Regions from separate parts of the Mus musculus genome. Here region 2 is linked to region 1. The links are chromatin contacts, found by Hi-C or POLR2A ChIA-PET in ENCODE. All regions are on one chromosome and are shown on one strand. The core of a region is the stretch at or near the end of the contact, and the rest is flanking DNA. Distances in the headings are between cores, read along the strand shown. Region 1 holds the start of Ndufv1 (NADH:ubiquinone oxidoreductase core subunit V1). Region 2 holds the start of Ppp1ca (protein phosphatase 1 catalytic subunit alpha).

Region 1 (6,759 bases), core at 1,990-4,489:
GGCCTCTCGGATAGCTACCTGTGGGACAAGGTCTAAGTTCCCCAGCCCTACTGTACCCCAAGAGTCAGCCTCCAATCCAGGGCCCATGGAACCCTTGAAGACTTCCTAAGTTGAACTTTGGAGCACAAAAAGGAAGAACTCTGGGCCCAGGTCATGTTGTTGATGGATGCAGGAATGCCACCCCCACCTCCCACCAACCCAATTGCTGGCCCCAAACTGGTACTACCATCTAAGAATGGTTGTGCCAGGAAAGACGACAGCATGTGAGGTGAGGTGTGCCTGCACCATCAGCCAGCGCTCATGTTCTCACCTGCAAATTGGAGGCCTCGTTGTAGAATTCCCCTCGGATGTAGATATAGGCGGCCCGGGCTCCCATGGCCCGGCCTCCCACAAGGCAGCCTTCCACCAGCTTGTGAGGGTCATGACGCATGATCTCTCGGTCCTTACAGGTGCCTGGCTCTCCCTCGTCAGCATTCACCACCAGATACTTGGGCCTGTGGGGTCCTGCACATCAGTCAGGCTACAGACCCACCAGGACCCAGTTCTCAAACTTCATTCCGTCTACACTCAGAGAAGCCTCAAGGCAGTTGATCTTCTGTGCCCTACCCAAGGCTCTCTTTGTGTCACACCGATGACAGGACTCTGCCTATTTCATCCGTGACCACGTATGTCCACAAGATAAGCCATGTTCTCCTGAGAGAACAAATCCAACATCTCTCCCTGGGCTTCCCTTGAGAGTCAATTCAGTTCTTGGTCGTAAGAGGTCTGCAACCTCTACCACAGCCTTGAGGCTAACAGGAGGTAGAGTGGTTGACTTTTTAAAAAATGAGCAGGTAGTGGTGGTACACACCTTTCACCCCAGCACCCAGGAGGCAGAGATGGGTGGATCTCTGAGTTCAAGGCCATCCTGGTCTACAGAGTGAGTTCCAGGACAGCCAGAGCTACACAGAGAAGTCCTATCTTGAAAACAATATTTCTGTTTATTACATTTATTTACTGGTGGTGGCAGCATGTGCCATAACACATGTGAAGTTCAGGGATCAACTTGTGGGAGTCAGCTCTCTCTCTCTCTCTTTCATGTGGGTTCTAGAAGTGACCTCTGGTCACCAGGCTTGAAGCCAGGCTCCCTTACCTGCTGAGCCATTATGCCAACCGAGTGGTTAACTTTATAATTTGCATTCTAGGTGTCTAGGTGTCTACTGAAGTTGCAGGTCAAAAACTGAACCAACATTATCTTTTTAACTTCTGCATATCATACTCAGACACACACCCATACACATACAAAAGAAAAAAGAAAAAGAAGAAGAAGAAAAAAAGAGGAATTCAAAAGGACCAGATTCTCCAAAGCTTGCTAAGTATTAAAAGGCAAAGGTGGAATTTGAATAATAAGGTCTGCCTAAATGAAAATCTTGTATGGATTGTAACATCTTAAGTCTCTGCTGAGGAAAGAGATAGCTCTTAAGTTAAGGATAGATATATCCTCTCTTACAGCCTGCTAAGTTTCCCAGCATCAGCCCCAAAACCCAGTGATCCAGCAGCCCCTCCTGTATCCTGCAACCAGAGCTTAGGATATTTCCCCAACAAACCTGCCATCTGAGGGCTTATTCATGAAGCTCCACTTGAGGCCAGTGGGGAAGCCAGCACCACCACGGCCCCGTAAACCTGATGTCTTCATCTCACCCAAGATCCAGTCAGGCCCCTTCAGCAGGATCTCCTTTGTCTTGTACCAGTCACCCCGTCTCAGGGCACCTTTCAGCCTGGACAGAGTAGGAAATGATGTGAAGGAGAAGTCCTGCTCTGGGACCCAGCAGGCCATGGGCACTGTCTCACCTCCAGTCATGGCGCCCATACAGGTTGGTAAAGATCCGGTCTTCATCCTTCAGTGAGCCAAATGAGGTTTTCTTGGGTGCTGTCTGGGGAGATAGAAGGTCAGGAGGTCCAGAGCTCAGGGACCATGAGGGATTGGGGCAGAATTTTCAGCTTCTTGGGCCTTCCTACATATGAGGAGCTGGGCCACAGCAGGGGTAGAGGCTTCAAAGTCTTTGAAACATTGTAGCTCCCGACCACCATTTATATCAGTCCTTCCTGTTTAGAAGTTACAGAGCTAAACACTCTCAACGTTTCATCCCAATTCATCCTTGTAACATTCCTGGGATAGGATATTTCCTCCATTTTCCAAAGGAGGGGGGGGGGGCTCTAAACAAAAGGAACTTAGGGAAGGCCACAAAGCTAAAAGCAGATGGTCCCCACGGAGCCATGTCACACTTCAGCGACAGCACCAGCATTGCTTCCCCAAGACCAGCATAGATTTGTCTGACTCTTCCACTAGAGCAAAACCTGGCTAGGAGGGGCTTGATCTCCCTAACTCTGCTGAAGAGGTAGTACGTGGTCACTGATGGAAGAGAAGTGCCTCATTGGGGCTGGGGAACAAAATGGATTTGGGGTCTGAGATAAAGGAGAGGTGTGGACTGGAATGGTTCACGACTTGGTAGAAAGTGACCTGACATCCACTCCTACCTCCTTAAAAGTACTTCTCCTCAGGTGTAGTGGTGGATGCCTGTGGTCTCAGGAGCACCCAGAGAGGCTGAGACAAGAGGACCAACACTAATTTGAATACAGCCTAGAACTATATAATGAGCCCCTATCTCATAAAAAAAAAAAAATTCACAAAAGCGTTTTCCGGTCACTACTGGAAGCAAAATACTGTCGGGGGGTTGAGGAGATACACATCTTTTTCAAAACTGTTTTCTGAACTTTGAAATGGGGCGAAGACCCTGATACCCGGTAGGGCTGCGAGGAAGAAATAACAGATTATCTAAGACGCCTCAACACCTGCAAACCCTCACCCCAAGACGGGGTTGTTAAAACAAGAGTAGCTGGACTGGACATCGTCAGCCTGGAGTTGGGACCGTTAGTTTTTATCCAGACCGGGTGGTAGCTCGGAGAGGAGAGGACTCTGCAGAGGGGACCACAATCCCGCTCGCCGCTCGCCACTCCTCCGCCATAGGCGTGGGCCTGAATCAGGGCGGGCTCACCGTGCCGCTGCTGAAACGCACAGATACCCGCACGGGAACCAACCCGCCGAGAAAATGCCGTGCCGCTAGCATCGCGGGAGCCAGACGGGTCACCTCCGGCTGTCACCTTCACAACTCCGAACCGCGGGACCGGCGCGACAGAAACACACGGGGTGGGGAGCGCACAGGAAGTGCGTCACACATCCGCAGCCAGTGGCGTGTCCAGGGACCTCCGTTCCTTTGAGCTCTGTCCTCGGCCTCGCCCACTAAAGGTGCGCGGGCACAGAGACCGGAAATTTACTCTCGTGCTAGGCCTTCTGGGAGATGTAGTCCAGCTTGCCCAGACTCTCCTTTCTCGGAGACTCTTCCTTTTCCTAGTAAACCAGGCTCACGTGTCGCCCTCTGCTGGATCCCAAGTATTCCACTTCCTACAGACTTTGCGTCTAGTTGACACCAGCTATATATGCACGAATGGAAGCTGGTGAGAAAATTAGTTGGACTACAGCGGAATCGTCCTGATCTGGTGTAATTACGCTGAACTAGCCGAGCCCTGCTGAACTAAGCGCTCCCCCTGAGCATCCGTGTGCCTTGGAGAAGTACTCATTAACAAAAGAACCGGTGAGGTCCCTCACCTCCCACAAAGCTGCCCCAGAACCTTTGCATAGGACTTCTCAGGGCTGTGTGTCTGTAAACCTTTTAGAGCAATGCAGAGACCAGGGATGGTCAGTGAGTGTCACAGGCTCCCGCCGATGCTAAAAGGCTACTCCCTCCCCTTATCAGGGACCCCTTGGGGCTCTAGTTACACACTGCAGCCGGACTCCTGTCTTCAGAACCCAGCTCTAGAACAAAAACGTTTTGCTTGTTTTTCTTTTAAGATAAGTTTCATTTAGCTCTGGCAGGCCTGGAAATCACTATATGGCGTAGGCTGGCTTTCAACTTGCTGTGAGCCTTTGACTTCCTAATGCTAGATTCAAAAACCAGCCCCAGATATAAGAGTTTAAGAGTTTTCTTCCTTCCTTCCTTCCTTCCTTCCTTCCTTCCTTCCTTCCTTCCTTCTTTCTTTCCTTCCTTCCTTCTGCTTTGTCAGACAGAGTCTTACTATTCCCCTAATATGCTTTAAATTGAGCCTACAAGCTCACTTGGATGTCTATCTTGGTAATGGGAGACCTCAGCATGCTGGACTTCTGCAGAATAAAGCATTCTTTGTGTTTACATAGTATTTGAGTCCAGGGTATCAGGGGTCAGAAGGAGGGCAGCAGCATCATTAGACTACTTCATGCTTATTATGGGCGTCAGTTCCTTGGGGCAAGCCTGATCTTTACTGTCAGGATATCTAATTATTTCCTTTTCTTCTTTCTTCTCCTCTTCTTCTTCTTGTTTCTTCTTTGTGCACAACTACTTAATAACCTCTTGGTGTCCTAGCATTTATATACCCTCTAAAAACTCCACAGAATTCCAAATGTCACATCATCACAGAAACTATCTACAGCTGGAAAAATCATGTCCTTGCTAGAACACAAGGCAAATCATAGTCAGCTGCTGTGGACAGTCTGAAGCAGCTCTATATCCTCACACTTAGGATCAAAACAAAAACACATTCTGATAATATTTCTGTGGTTTTTTTTTCAAAGAAACCAAAACTCCAAAATTGTCACTACAATGTCTGACTTAGAAGTGTAGTATGTAAGAGACAGATGAATACCTGTTTGCTCAATACTGCCCACAGTGTGTGCTGGTCAGAAGGGTTTTTTGTTGGTTTGTTTTTTAACTTGCCATAAATTAGTCATTTGAAAAGGGGGACCTTTGACTAAGGGATTATTTTCATTAAGTTGCTGGTAGGCAAGTCTGTGGGAGCATTTTTTTTTTTGATTAAGGATTGATGTGGGAAGGCCAAGCCCACTGTGGGTTAAGTCATTCCTGAGCAGATGGTCCTGTATTGTATTAAAAAAAAAAAAAAAAACCTGAACAAGCCATGGGCAAGCAAACCAGTAAGTAGTGTTCCTCCATGGCCTTGGGTTCATTTCTGCCCACAGGAACCTTGAGTTCTTGCCGTTACTTCCCTCAATGAGGGACTGTGACATGGAAATGTATGCCTTTCCTCCCCAAGGTGTTTGCTTGTTTTGGTCATGGTATTTATCACTGAAATAGACAGCAAACTGGGACAGTAGCCCTAGATGGCCTTAACTCCGTGGGGGTGAAAATGAGCGTCTGTAGGATTTCCTCCCTGACTGGGAGAACTGTACCCAAAACCATAGTTTCCTTCCCATAGTGCTTGGCACTCAGCAGGACCCACAGCACTACTGACAAGCCTGTGACAGTCACTGGGTCCATCAGTGCTCCCAGAAGGGGCACCAAGAGCATCCACATCCTGCCTGAAGTGTCACAGCCTGGCAGGGCAGTCCCAGCCCCCCTCTACTTGGTAGAGAAGAGATGCCTGGGCAGAGCTAGAGATTACATAGCTAATCCAGGGCTTAGACCTAAGTCTGTGGATCATTTGGGGGGGCAGGAGGAGGGGTAACAGTGTGGAGCCAGGGCATCCCAGACCTTCCCCCATCCCCCATCCTAAGTACTCAGATCAGAGGGAGAAGTGCCAGGGACAAGATGCAGGTCATGGAAGTGACAGAAATGGAGAGTGGAGGACAGGACCCACATTCATCTAGTGTCAAGCTCAGCACCAAGTGCTTGCCATGTGTTATTCCCTTAAGTCTTCCACATACATCAAATAGAAGTGATTGACCCCATTTTCAGAAGCAGACAGTGTGGCTCTGATGCCACTCGGGCCTCCCCAGCTGGGTACAGGTGCCAGTGCACTTGCTTACCACGCTGCTTGAGTAAAGGGAGTCTGAGGTGGAGGCAGGAGGATTGCTACGAATTCAAAACCATCCTTGCATATATAGTGATACACAGGGAGACCCTTTCTCAAGGAAAAAACGTTTTTTTTAAAGGAGGCAGCAGGAGATGCTCCTTAGCTTGCCTGGAATGCTCAAGGCCCTCCCGGCCTTTGACCTCAGTAAAGAGGTGAGTGTCACGGAAAGGCAGAGAGAGGACAAGGAGACACAGAGGTCAATTAGCTGGTTGTACAGGCTCACACTTGTAACTCCAACACCTGGCAGACTAAGGCAGGATTGCCTTGTGTTTGAAACTAAGTTAGGCTAGAAAGAAAAAAACATTTAAAGGTCCATTCTGGTGTCATTTCCTAAGCAGTTTCCTCTGGAGGGTCCAAGGCCTGGTGCTCCCTTCTTTCTCAGCCTGTTCCCTGCTGTGTCGTTATCTGACCGAGCCAGCTCAGTCAGTCAACAGGGTCTCAAGCAAGGGCGTGAGGATTGAAAAAGAAAAACAGACAACATTATCACATGACTCCAGCCCACACTGAGGCTGAAACAGCTTTGTTTCTTACCAGCCTGCTTTTATATCATTCCAGGTATATCTAAAACACATGGTGAGTTCTTAGATCAAAAAGTAATCAAGTAGCCGGGCGGTGGTGGAGAATGCCTTTAATCCCAGCACTCGGGAGGCAGAGGCAGGTGGATTTCTGAGTTCGAGGCCAGCCTGGTCTACAGAGTTCCAGGACAGCCAGGGCTACACAGAGAAACCCTGTCTCAGAAAACCAAAAAAAGAAAAAAGAAAAAAAAGAAATCAAGTGAAGTAGTAAACAAGGAGATCACACAAGGAAACAATTAAGTGGTAAGCGAAGAGATCACATAAGGTAAGCAAAGCAGTAAACAGAGCCCATGGTCACGGTTTC
Region 2 (6,887 bases), core at 1,480-3,979, 180 kb after region 1:
CCCACACAGGAGGGGCCAACACCGGGCACGCAGGGCTGAGGGGATGCCCTTGCGGCACTGGATCTTTACCTGTGGGTGAGGTCAGATGCATTAGGGTTTCTTCTGCTCTCTTGCTCTCAGGCACAGCTTGCTTGCTTCTTTCTTTCGGTCTTTTCCTTCCTTCCTTTCTTTTTTTGGTTTTTGGATACAGGGTTTCTCTTTATAGCCCTGGCTGTCCTGGAACTCACTCTGTAGACCAGGCTGGCCTTTAACTCAGAAATCCGCCTGCCTCTGCCTCCCAAGTGTTAGGATTAAAGGTGTGCGCCACCATTGCCCAGCTCTAAGCACAGCTTTTCTTTGGTCAAGAGTCCACTTGGGAAGCAGAAGCAGGGGGATTGAGAACTTTGGGAACCAGTGTATGTACACCTCTTTTTCCTTACCTTCTTGTATCGTCGGGACATGGTCTTCTCCCAGTGTAAGGTCATTTCCACCCATTTCATCTCTCGCTGGCGGATGAGGTCTGCAGAGGGTTGACAAAGCCTGGAGGCACACAACAGACACAGTATCAAAGGTAAAGGAAGGGGATTTGGGTTTCAATAGGGATAGAAACTGGCCAGGCGTGGTGGAGCACTTTAATCCCAGCACTCGGGAGGCAGAGGCAGGCAGATTTCTGAGTTCGAGGCCAGCCTGGTCTACAGAGTGAGTTCCAGGACAGCCAGGGCTATACAGAGAAACCCTGTCTTGAAACAAACAAACAAACAAACAAACAAACAAACAGGAATAAAGGGATAGAAGCTGGAAAGACTAATGGGATGAGGAGGTATTTAGGGTAGGTCTATTTGGCTGTCCCCTAAAACAGAGACAGAGCTAACTCATAGGGGAAGCTGGGTGGATAGTGCCCTGGACTGGAAGCCTGAAGTCCTGAGTCTGAATCTGCTTCTTTTTCTGATCTGCTGTGCGATGTGTCAAGTTTCTGTCTGTGATTAACTGTGTAAGGGAAACCTGGAGAAGAGAAGACATCCAAATTTCCATCTGGGGTTCTTGGACCAGAGGTTAAAAGGGAAAGGATGTTCAGCTTTAGGGGAAGGTACAGATCGTCAGAGGATAAAGAGATAAAGCACACCCCACCCCCACCCCCACCCCACCACGCGGAACCGAGCAGTGACACCAGCAGCTGAGTTTTGGGCTAGTGTCCTCAGTCTCTGGACCCTACTCTCTCCCCTACCCATGCCTCACTCACCTCAGTTCACCTGAGTTGCCCCCAATGAAGCCATAACGGTCAGCCTGGCGATATGGACTGGGCCCACTCAGCTCTGAGTCAGACCCTAGGGAGCTAGAATCATCCTGTAGTTCTGATAACAAGTCCTCTCCCAGGGCCTGGGCCATTCTGCCCTGGACCCCAGTGTCACAGGCTGCAAGACATACAGAGAGCCAGTGTGAACAGCCAGACTCAGGCTGGGGATTCCAGCCACCAGTCCTCAGTCACAGGGGACTAAGCCCCCTCTTTTGCTGGGGAGTCGGGTAGACCCTGAGACCAAGTCTCTGTGCAGAGCCCCAGCCCCAAGCCTGGCCCCTACCCCAGCAGCCCGGCTCACCTCCTTGCTGCACCTCACCTCTTCTTCTCACTTCCTCCTCAGTCTCAGCTCAGCAGCTTGCTGGGGGCCCCTCCCTGGTGGGGGGACTCCCCCCTTCCTCTGTGAGGTTCTTCCTGCTTGCCCTAGTGCCAGAGCCACGACCTCCTCCCATCCAGAGGATGCTGGGTGTATTGATTCCCTGGCTGGCCCAAATTGAAGATGACAGGCCACCTTCAGTTTTACCAAGTAAAACCAATTTATGGTTCCAATAATAATTATCCTTTAATGTCATCCCACCCCTCCAACCCCCTGCCCCGGGTTTTTTGTTTTGTTTTGTTTTGAGAGTGAAGGGGTAGTGTGAGAACAGGGTCTTATGTAGCCCAGACAGGAGATGACCCTGAACTTCTGATCCTCCTGTGTCCAGACTCCTGAGTGCAGGAATTTCAGGCACTGGAATTATAGGTTTACGACACCAAGCCTACTTTAATGTTCCTTCCAGAGCCGGAGCTGGAACCTCAGGCCTTGCACATGCTAGACAAGTCCAAGTACTCTACAAAGGACTTACAACATGAACGAGATACAACGTATTACATCACTTATGGAAAAAAAATGGACGTAGCAGGCACCAAGGCAACCTGGACCAAAACACTGCTTAGAGTTCAGTAGCAGGTGTTCATGGGTCTGGCCATAAAGATGGAGGTGAATGTGAGGCTCCGGAGGTCTGGAGCCCACTCTCAGTATCATTAAGCCTTAGTTTCTTTTTCTGCACTTCGAGGAATTTATTTAGTGTTTGAGAAGTCAGCGATTAACATGCTCATACCACAGTCCCACGCAGGGCTGGGGTGGGAGAGACTTGGAAAGAGAAAAACAATTCCTACAGTACTTCCGGCCCTAACTCATCTGAACGCGGCAGGGCGATTCCTCCAGGGTGGAGCCGACCTAACCCCGCCCTACCGAACCCCGGCTCACCACCCCTGCCAGCCCCGCCCGCTCGCCCGAGGCCCTCTCGGGCTGCGGAGCTTCCCGTCCAGGGGAGGCGCTAGAGAGCGGGGAACTACGGACGCGGCAGGGCGGGGCGGGGCGGTCGACCGAAGAGGAGGGGCGGCGGGCCGGGGGCGGGCTGGGGAGGGCGGAAGGAGAGCCAGGCCGGAAGGAGGCTGTAAGAGGGCGGGAGGCAGGAGAGGGCCCGGAGCTGGTGGGCCGGAGCGGCGGCGCCGCCATGTCCGACAGCGAGAAGCTCAACCTGGACTCCATCATCGGGCGCCTGCTGGAAGGTGGGCAGGGGTAGGGAAGGTGCGCTCGCGCCGAGCCCGGGCCCCTCGCCGTCTGGAAGTGGCGCGCGGGCGGCCCGCCGCTCCCGGGGGCTAGCGTCGCTTGGGCGGGGACAGGCCGTGAGGATCCATGGCCACGGCACCCCCCCCCCCCGCGGGCGCCTGGGCTTTGGAGCGCGCTCAGAGGCCGGGGGTGCACGAGTGCCCGGGACTCAGGGTGAGGCTCCTGCGAAGCTAGCTGGGAAGGGATCCCGAAGCGAGGAAGCTTCGGCTGACAGGCTGCTGAGCACAGGCGTTTCTCTGGAGGCCCTCCGGGTGGCTAAGGGGTCGGATCTTGCCTTTGAAGGCCTGACGCAAAGGTTTCGGGGTGAGGGGGTGGGGGCTCACTTGCAACAGTTGCCCCTGTTAGGGGGGCGCGACACCTACCCTCGTCCGGTCTGCGAGGTCAGGGTCCCAAGACCCTATTCCGTACTCAGTGCAGGGCTCACGGCCTGGGAAGAACGTGCAGCTGACAGAGAACGAGATCCGTGGTCTGTGCCTCAAATCCCGGGAGATTTTCCTGAGCCAGCCCATTCTTCTGGAGCTTGAGGCGCCCCTCAAGATCTGTGGTAAATCCTTGCACAGAACCCTTTTGCTTCCTGAAAATAGCCCCTACTCGTGCCCCATTAACCGTGTTCCTCCACCCTTTAACCTATTGCTGGCCCTGGGGTCAAGTTTACATCTTGCACCTACCTAGTTTTCTCTGGTTCCCAGGTGACATCCATGGCCAGTACTATGACCTTCTACGGCTGTTTGAGTATGGTGGCTTCCCTCCAGAGAGCAACTACCTCTTCTTGGGGGATTATGTAGATCGGGGCAAGCAGTCTTTGGAGACCATCTGCCTGTTGCTGGCCTATAAGATCAGATACCCGGAGAATTTCTTTCTACTTCGTGGGAACCATGAGTGTGCCAGCATCAACCGCATTTATGGCTTCTATGATGAATGTAAGTGCTTTGAATGTTGCTGTCTGCCCAGAACTACATTCCCTGCTCTTCATGGGCCCCCTACATTGGTCTAGTGCCAAAAGACCCCCAATGATGAGCCCTGTAGGGCCCCAGCAACACGTCTGTCGTCCTTGGCGCTCAGGAGGGGCCTGGTGAATGGATGTACATGCAGGGCTGCCCATTTGCTAAAGCCACAGCCCTGCCTGATGACACCCCCTTCTAGTACATTCCTTAGTAAACATTTAGGATGCCTGTATGAATAAAACAGACCCACTCCTGGTTTGGCCTCATCCATGGGACCAGAGTGGGTACCACCATCATGGTTGGGCCAGACGAGTTCAGGTGTTGGAATTCTGGAAGGTAGATGAGGGTAGAGCAAAGAGAAGAATGTAAGCTTTCTTTGCTTTTCGGTCTTTTTTTCTCAGCTTTGTCCCTGGATGGGTGCACAGAAACCTAGACTGGGGTTGGGGGTTGGGGGTGTAGTCTTCCCTATGAGCCGCTTCCTTTTGCGCAGGCAAGAGAAGATACAACATCAAACTGTGGAAGACGTTCACTGACTGCTTCAACTGCCTGCCCATTGCAGCCATTGTGGATGAGAAGATCTTCTGCTGCCACGGGGGTGAGAGTGGTTGTGGGTCTGTGCTTGGGTTCTTGGGCCACATCCTTAGGGGCCTTGTAAAGTTAACAGAACTCTTCTCAGTTCCCTGGAATAGCGCTCCTTGAATCTCATCTTGGATATCGCTTATTAGGGGAGATTACCACACCCCCGTTTGTTTTTGAGACTGGCTTTCTGGGTAAAACCCTGACAGTCCTGGAACTCACTTTGTAGACCTGGTTGGCCTTGAACTCACTAGAGCTCCTGCCTATCTCTGACTCCCAAGTGATGGGATTAAAGGCATGCTCCACCCACCAGTTTGGTTGCACTCTTTCCTGTTGTGGCATGAGGCATCCTGTAGTCAACTCATTAATCTCCTTCTGCCCCCCCACCCCCGAGGTCTGCTATCTGTACTTCTAAGTGGTGGTGTCATATAAAGTGAGTTCCAGGACAGCCAAGGCCACAGAGAAATGGGGCCAGTGGGGAAGTAATGGATTCTGTCTCCCTGAACTTAAGGAGCCCAGATTAGCGGTGGGAACAGTGGAGCTGTCCCACCCCAGAGCTGGGCACAGGACAGCACTTGGTTTAAGGAACACTATTCCCACTCCACCACCCCCAGGCCTGTCTCCAGACTTGCAATCCATGGAGCAGATTAGGCGTATTATGCGGCCCACAGACGTGCCTGACCAGGGCCTACTGTGTGATCTCCTGTGGTCTGACCCTGACAAGGATGTTCAAGGCTGGGGCGAGAATGACCGTGGTGTCTCCTTTACCTTTGGGGCTGAGGTGGTAGCCAAGTTCCTGCACAAGCATGATTTGGACCTCATCTGCAGAGCACATCAGGTGGGCTGGTGGCCTGGGGCGGGCTGGGGGTGGGGGTGGGGTGCCTAACTTACAGACTAAACCGTTCCTGCCCTGGCCCAGGTTGTAGAAGATGGCTATGAGTTCTTTGCCAAGAGACAGTTGGTGACACTCTTCTCAGCTCCCAACTACTGTGGAGAGTTTGACAATGCTGGTGCCATGATGAGTGTGGATGAGACCCTCATGTGTTCCTTCCAGGTGGGTGTGGGGAAGAGGCTGCCCAATAGACGCCTGGCTCAACCCCAGGACCCTGATGAGTGTTTTCTCTTCCAGATCCTCAAGCCCGCTGATAAGAATAAGGGCAAGTATGGGCAGTTCAGCGGCCTGAACCCCGGAGGCCGGCCCATCACTCCACCCCGCAATTCTGCCAAAGCCAAGAAATAGCCTCCATGTGCTGCCCTTCTGCCCCAGATCGTTTGTACAGAAATCATGCTGCCATGGGTCACACTGGCCTCTCAGGCCCACCCGTCACGGGGAACACACAGCGTTAAGTGTCTTTCCTTTATTTTTTAAAGAATCAATAGCAGCATCTAATCTCCCAGGGCTCCCTCCCACCAGCACCTGTGGTGGCTGCAAGTGGAATCCTGGGGCCAAGGCTGCAGCTCAGGGCAATGGCAGACCAGATTGTGGGTCTCCAGCCTTGCATGGCTGGCAGCCAGATCCTGGGGCAACCCATCTGGTCTCTTGAATAAAGGTCAAAGCTGGATTCTCACCATAGCCTCTGTCTCTCTTGTCCCGTCCCAGACAGTGGGCCAGCAGTTCTTTGGTACAAAGCCACCTGGGAGGGCAGACTGAGTGGCTGAACATGGGCCCAGCCAGGGCAACACCAGTGACACACAATCAGGTCCAGAGGCTATTAGGATTCTAGGCCAAGGCCCAAGTGTTAGGAAAGAGAAACAGTTCCTTTGGCCCACAGGAGGGTCTGGCGGGGAGTTCATGATTGGCAGAGGGTGTTCAATACTGATCTTCCTGTTTTAGAGGCAGGAGACTGAGGAAGCTAAGTTTCTGGCTTTGGCCAGAATTTGTATTCTAGAGCCTCAAAGTAAAGGATGAGGGATCTGTCAGGTGACAGGTGGGCACCAGAGACATGATTGGTATAGGCTGAATAAATACAGAACACAGACCAAACATGGTTCCTAGGCAGCTCTGCAGCAGACAGCCAAGTGGGGTATGCCTTTTTCCATTTCCATGTCCATGTCTAAGGACTGACGCCCAACTCAGTGGGCGGGCCTGCTTCTGGTCCGTGAGCCTTTGAACACAGACTTTAATTTCTCAAATTCACCCTTCACCATCACTGTCTTCAGCCAGCACAGGGTTGGGACCCTGCGGGGAGTGTACAGGGGCCAGGATGGAGCCAAAGAACAGTGAACGAAACTGGAAAGAGAATAGAGAGAGCCCAGTTAGTCTTGGAAGCTGCTTCCTTCCTTCCTTCCCTCCCTCCCTCAGTTCCTATCCCAACATCCAGCTTTTACCTTCTTGGGTGGGGGAGTCCCAGGCACTGTACTGGGCTCAGCTTCCTCCTCTGAGGTGGGGGCAAGGTCATGGGAGGCCAGGGAGACAGGTGGGAGGGATGTGGAAGGCTGTGCCCCGGAGCCCTCATTGCCTCCAGTGGTTTCCATGGCA

What was found. Hi-C counts contacts between places; a loop is a spot of excess contacts on that map. ChIA-PET counts read pairs that join two places held with the same protein, here RNA polymerase II (POLR2A).
Region 2: POLR2A ChIA-PET joins it to region 1 with 13 read pairs in embryonic stem cell. The contact joins the promoter of Ppp1ca here to the promoter of Ndufv1 in region 1. A Hi-C loop is called at or near these places in 1 of 37 maps with a recorded cell type or tissue (v-Abl transformed pro-B cells). POLR2A ChIA-PET finds 5 or more read pairs at or near these places in 3 of 5 experiments (Patski and embryonic stem cell).

Annotation. Positions count from the first base shown.
Region 1 is chr19:4,009,516-4,016,274 of GRCm38, forward strand. Ndufv1 (NADH:ubiquinone oxidoreductase core subunit V1) reads right to left here and starts at 3,240. Exons shown (of 10, transcript NM_133666.3): 1 at 3,036-3,240; 2 at 1,831-1,913; 3 at 1,587-1,757; 4 at 311-494; 5 at 1-18. The coding sequence starts at 3,107.
Region 2 is chr19:4,189,445-4,196,331 of GRCm38, forward strand. It overlaps Ppp1ca (protein phosphatase 1 catalytic subunit alpha), which reads left to right and starts at 2,730. Exons shown (of 7, transcript NM_031868.2): 1 at 2,730-2,827; 2 at 3,301-3,432; 3 at 3,578-3,808; 4 at 4,323-4,427; 5 at 5,023-5,246; 6 at 5,328-5,462; 7 at 5,538-5,975. The coding sequence starts at 2,773. The coding sequence ends at 5,648. It overlaps Tbc1d10c (TBC1 domain family, member 10c), which reads right to left and starts at 1,603. Exons shown (of 10, transcript NM_178650.3): 1 at 1,575-1,603; 2 at 1,220-1,391; 3 at 420-519; 4 at 1-69. The coding sequence starts at 1,365. Rad9a (RAD9 checkpoint clamp component A) reads right to left here. Exons shown (of 11, transcript NM_011237.2): 10 at 6,737-6,887; 11 at 5,754-6,638. The coding sequence ends at 6,543.